Regions from separate parts of the Mus musculus genome. Here region 2 is linked to region 1. The links are chromatin contacts, found by Hi-C or POLR2A ChIA-PET in ENCODE. All regions are on one chromosome and are shown on one strand. The core of a region is the stretch at or near the end of the contact, and the rest is flanking DNA. Distances in the headings are between cores, read along the strand shown.

What was found. Hi-C counts contacts between places; a loop is a spot of excess contacts on that map. ChIA-PET counts read pairs that join two places held with the same protein, here RNA polymerase II (POLR2A).
Region 2: POLR2A ChIA-PET joins it to region 1 with 13 read pairs in embryonic stem cell. The contact joins the promoter of B3galnt2 here to the promoter of Lyst in region 1. A Hi-C loop is called at or near these places in 1 of 37 maps with a recorded cell type or tissue (regulatory T cell). POLR2A ChIA-PET finds 5 or more read pairs at or near these places in 2 of 5 experiments (both embryonic stem cell).

Annotation. Positions count from the first base shown.
Region 1 is chr13:13,588,949-13,591,771 of GRCm38, reverse strand. Lyst (lysosomal trafficking regulator) reads right to left here and starts at 1,363. Exons shown (of 53, transcript NM_010748.2): 1 at 1,276-1,363. It overlaps Gm30836 (a long non-coding RNA gene), which reads left to right and starts at 571. Exons shown (of 2, transcript XR_382086.4): 1 at 571-1,038.
Region 2 is chr13:13,953,251-13,955,950 of GRCm38, reverse strand. B3galnt2 (UDP-GalNAc:betaGlcNAc beta 1,3-galactosaminyltransferase, polypeptide 2) reads right to left here and starts at 1,277. Exons shown (of 12, transcript NM_178640.3): 1 at 1,032-1,277. The coding sequence starts at 1,146.

The sequences.
Region 1 (2,823 bases), core at 114-2,613:
GGTATTTATCTGTTTATAAAACGTGTCTGGTCCACAATAGGTACTTAAACATCTTTACTAAATGCATATGCTCTATATGCAATTTATTGTCTGGGAAGTATTTTAATGGAAACTAAATAACAGAAACTCATCTCCCCCTTACGTCCTCTATCTTCCAAAGTCTCTCAATATCTGTATGTGTTAGTGTCAACGTGGATGACAGCAACGAGCAGCAGAAAAGTTACTTGCAATGCTCTGTAAATACAGATATCCCCTACCAATCAGCTACATAATAAAAGCTAAGAGCCAACATCTTTATTAGTATAAGGTTACTAGGTGTGGAAGTTAAAAGTAAAGGCAGACCAGCCAAATGCCTTTCAGGAAGAAAAAGCTCAAATTAATGTGCCATATCAACCTGTTAAACAAACCCTGGAGAAAATGCACAATGAATTTGATCCTTAAGGAAATACTGGCCAGAATTCAACACAAATGTGTGTTCTACACGAGTCAACACCTTAAAATTTTTTTCTCACACCATCAACTACCAAGCAAGAGCTGTGTCTGTCTGTCTCTGTCTCTGTCTCTGTCTCTGTCTCTGTCTCTCTCTCTCTCTCTCTCTCTCTCTCTCCATCAAGGATGTTTTGCTGTTTTGTTTATCCCTCTGAGGATTGGATGAGGACACTTTTCTTGACTCCCTGAGCTCCAACCCTCCATCATGAACCCTTGGCCTCCGGTGGCAGAGGAAATCTCCCTGGGTCACGTCCCTATTATATTAGCATCTCAGCCACCGCTCCAGAGGTGCGCGCGAACCACGAAGGGTTGTTTGCAGAGTCCCGCAGCAGGTGTCACGGGCAGGGAAGGGACAGCAAGGACTCCGAAGCACCAGGGTGGGGAATGACAGATGGACCCGCGGCGCGAAGTGAGACGCCCTGAACCTGTCAGCTCCCGCTGTCACCTGCTGGGAAGGACCGGGCAGGCTGAGGGTAGCGGCGGTCCGGGACAAGCGCTTCCCGAGGTGAAGCGCCCCCTGAGGACACCGTCCGCCGCACCAGCCGGCCGGTAAGTAAAGTTACTATGGGGTCCGCGCCGCCGCCACAGCCCTCGGGGCCCGGGTCCGCCTCAATCAGCAACTGTGCAGAGCTCAGAAGGCAAGCGAACCCCGGCCGGGCCGAGCTCCGGGCACCACCCCGTTCCCTTAGCGCGGCACGACCCCGCCCGGGCGGCCCGCCACCTTCCCGCCATGCCCCGCTGAGGTCGAGACCCTGACCCTCTAAAGGAGCCCGCTGCGGTCTTTACCTCCGCTCTGTGGTCCGCCGCGCGCTCTCGCCCGCCGGTGCAGGAGAATCCCGACTCACCAAGGCTGCCAGGCCAGCGTGAGCTCTCACCCCCGCCCCCTCAGGTAACCCGGGAAACCGGGAACACCACCCCCTTCCTCCCCCGCCCAGACCCAGACCCGCTCCTCTGCGCGTGCGCACCGTCCCCGCCTCGAGCGCCTAAAGTCCCGCCCCACCGGGAGGGCACGCTGGGGTCGCCGACGTGATGCGTGGAGAATCTCAGCCAATGAGAGGAAGAAGGCGGGACAAATGCAGCGAGGAGGGCCCTGTGCAGCTTCTCTGAACTCCACCCCTCCCGGCCGCATAAAGCTTCGTCCATCCCAGGCGATTCAGCCCCTAAAAGCGCAAGCCTAGTGTCTTCTTTCTACTGTAAACTCACGTTTACTGGGAAAATTACATCTTTGTTGAAGACTGTACAAAGTGACTGACTGTCTAGAACTTTACCATTACGGAGAGATGATGATCAGTAACCAAGATTATCTTGGACTATCTTTAGGTTCTTTAAAAAAACTGCTTATTACCAACCTTTGTAGCTGACCTAAGATCTTTGTGCCTGTTATGTAAAAAGTTTGGAATGTATTGTTAAACTTAGCCAACGACTGGCTTTTCAGCAGTGCTCAAAAGAAGAGTATCATCAGCTGGAGATTTTCCTGCTATGCTGTAGCCTACCTCCCCGATGTCCTTTCCGCTATATTTGGCAAATGTATTGATTTATGGTCTTTTGTTCTATGGCTATAAGACTGCGTGTAAACCTCTTTCACAGTAGAACATGTAATTCTGGGAAACCCGAATCTCTGTTACTAAGCACTATTCACTCAAAGTTGCCTCAGAATAAACTTTCTTTTGGTTTTTGTTTTGTTTTGTTTTGTTTTGTTTTTTCATGGACAGTATGTGCAATAAACTGTTGTCCTATTTTCTGTTGGAGGTCACAGGATTAAAAAAAAAAAAAAAAAACAAAACAAAAGACAAAAAACGGAAAGGTTCACCAAGATGGAAGCAGGGCTATCCTCAAGATAGCATTGGGGCCTGAACTTATATTTCTGTCAAACAGAAAGAGAGAAACTTGCAAAAATTCTGGGTCCAGGTATGATACCCTACCTAGCCCTGTTCAAATATGCTAGCATACAGTGGGCAATGTGACAAAGATCCTTGCTTAAAGCAAACTTTAGTCAGACTTTGAACCTTCTCCTTGGCCCATGTGCTATGTGTGCACATCTTTGTAAACTCTAGGTTTAGCAATCGCCAAGGCAGTTTAGCAAGAACCCACACATACACAATCACACCCTCCCTATCTACAAAATCTCTCAGTCCCCACCTTTGGTATCTATTCATGCTGGCCTGCCTTCAGCATGAATCTTGTGAGGTTGATGCTACCAACATTCACCTATGTTGGTATCAACCATGAGCTCCACGTTTCTTGACTATAAATCCCCAGGTATCCCTAGTGTGTTTAAATCAGAGGCCAACTATGTACCTGGGTTCTTTTTGTTATGCTAGTCCTGGATAAAAT
Region 2 (2,700 bases), core at 28-2,527, 360 kb before region 1:
ACAACCCCAACAGATGTTAGGTGGCCAAGCATTTTGTATGTACGGCCCTTTTTTAACTAGTTTGTAAAAGTCTCACAAGCTAAATACGCATATAATGTACTTTCATTATACCACTTGGAAGTCATTCTTTTCAGTCACACAAATAGCCTTTCCAAAAAAATGGTGGTTGTCTAATAGGAAAAGAGATCACTACTAAAATAACCCCAGTGTAATCTGGTAACAGTCGGAGTTTTGAGGATTGCTAAATAAGGTATAAGACTTGGTTCTGTGATGGCTGTGAAGAACTGTTTTAAAACTTTCTGAAAAGAAAACAGCTGTTTGGATATGAAATGGTAAGATAAATCCTAACGTAGTTAAAAATTAAAGCATTACCCTATCTTTAAAATGGCTATAGAGTTCTCGACATATATAAGCATTCCGGGAAAAACTTGAAAATGACACACAGGAGACAAGAAAGTAGTGTTGAGGGTGGCAGGACAACACTGGATACGCACTGTGGGCAAACGCACCTTCAGATTGTAAGGCGAATGAGAACAAAGATTTCATTCCCACGATGGATGAAGTTTGGGAACAAATGTACGCGAAGTTAAAGAAGAATCCGGTATTCTTAGGCTCCTTAATTAGCAAGCTATCCAAGCAGAATACAGGGGCGACTCCACTCACAGCTGAACCCTAGTTCACGTCTAGGTCTTTTCCTGACTCACCTCATGATCAGAGACCACAAAGTACAGTCCGTCCCTCCTCGCTGCAAAGTGAGTCCTGACACGCAAAGCCAACACCGTCAGCACCGGCAAGCTCGCTCCCCCACCCCACCTCGGAGAGAAGCGCCCCAAGTTGTGACCAGGGCCCTCCCTCGACCACGACGCGGGCCGCTGAGCACACGCTGATAAGAAACGAACAGTTGGGTTCGCCCGACACTAAAGAAAGACTCGCTTGTTCCGTCCGTTCTGGGACGTCCGAGCCCTCCCTGTGCCCCTTCAGCCATCCCCCGCGGCCTCCCACGAGCGCAGCGACTCAGCCCCTCACCTCACCTGCCGCGCTGGGCCCGGTGTTGTGGGGGTCCGGCGGGGAACGGAGCCAGAGGTGCCAGAGGTGCAGCGCGGCCCCGAGCACGCAAGGGCACAGCAGCACCAGCCAGTTTCGCATTGGCCGCTCCCACCTCGCGCCCCCGCCGCGCTCTCCCGCGTCCCGGCCAATAGCGAGGGGACCTAAGAACACCGAGTGCCACCAGGAGTGTTCGCGCCCACGCCTGGCGTTGTCTCCGCCGCTCTCTCCTTAGATCCGCACCACGAGCGGCGGCCGCTTCCCGGCCAAGGCCACGCCCCCGCGTGCGTGGCCTTCCCACCCGTTCAGCCCTCCTCGCTCTCGCCCAGCCCTTCAGTCCGCGTCCCTGCACGCTCCTGTCTGCCGGAAGGGCGGGAGCGGTAGTCCCTCGCTGAGCCCAGGAGGGAGGCGTGCCTGAGATTGTAAGCCCGAGAAACTACGTTTCCCAGAGAGCTATGCGTGCTGCTACGCAACGCTGGAGGCGAAGTGCACACACGAAGCATGCGCGTCTCTCATCCGGCCGCGGTGCCTTAGCGGCACACTGAGCATGCGCATCCACCTTCTTGCTAGGGTTCCCCTGTAGTAAAGGCGGGTACCGCACACGGGGAACCTGCACGTTAACTGCTCAAGTTGCTGTACGACCCCCTCCGCTGTGGACATTGCTGCAGGGCGCATGACCTCGAGGAGCAGTTGCCCAGTCGGGGCAGGTTTGTATGGCACCTCAGCGCTCAACGAAATAATAGTGTGCTCCCCTGACCTATCCCATAAGAAGCGCAGCGGGGAGCCTGAGCGCCGAGTAGCAGGGAGTTTCCTGCTTCCCTCTAGTAAGCAACGGCGGGTGAGGAGGACGAGAAACACCGGGGCTTGCTATGGAAAGCGAGGACAGAGGAGAAGCCCGGATCTGGAGGCTGCCTGGGTGCGCACGCGCTCCTCACTAGGGTAACTGTCGGGAAGCACAGAAATGAGAGCTTCAGCTGCCAGATGACTTTGAAAAGTTCCCACCAAGTTGAGGTGACCAAATGTGTGAGGGCTGGGTTTGCAAAAGATCCATCTCCAACCAGCGTTAGGAAACGAGCGGACTTCACTGGAGCCACCTCTCAGGCTCAGCACCATATTGCCACTGAGTAGCGGTTTTGTATTAAAAAAGCAATTGTAGTAACACACACACACACAGACGCCCCCAGTGTCTCACGTAGTTAACAGGAAACTATTCTGCAGAGGATGGCCTTGAACTCTTGATCTTTCTGTCTTCATCTCCACAAGTGGTGCTTTGGGATGGAACCCAGGGCTTAATCCTTACTAGGCAAGCCCTCTACCAACTGAGCTATATCCTCAACCTGACACTGTTAAGATTGACTTTTTTAAAAAGATTTTATTTGATTTTTTTTTTCATTTGTGTGTGTACGCATGTGCAGGCTGGGGGGGGGGGCGTCTATCCCATCCCCTGGAGCTGGAGTTTCCCCGTGTTTGTGAGCCACCCTGTAGGTACTGGGAACTGAAATTGGGTGCTCAGGAAGAGCAGCCAGATCTCTTAACCATTGGGCCATCTCTTCAGCCCCTTAAGATAGCTTTTTCTTTGGCTATTTTTGCAATGTTTTTAATTTCAATTTTTTAATTTAGTTTAATCAGGTAAAAGCTGTGTTCTACTGTACTGTT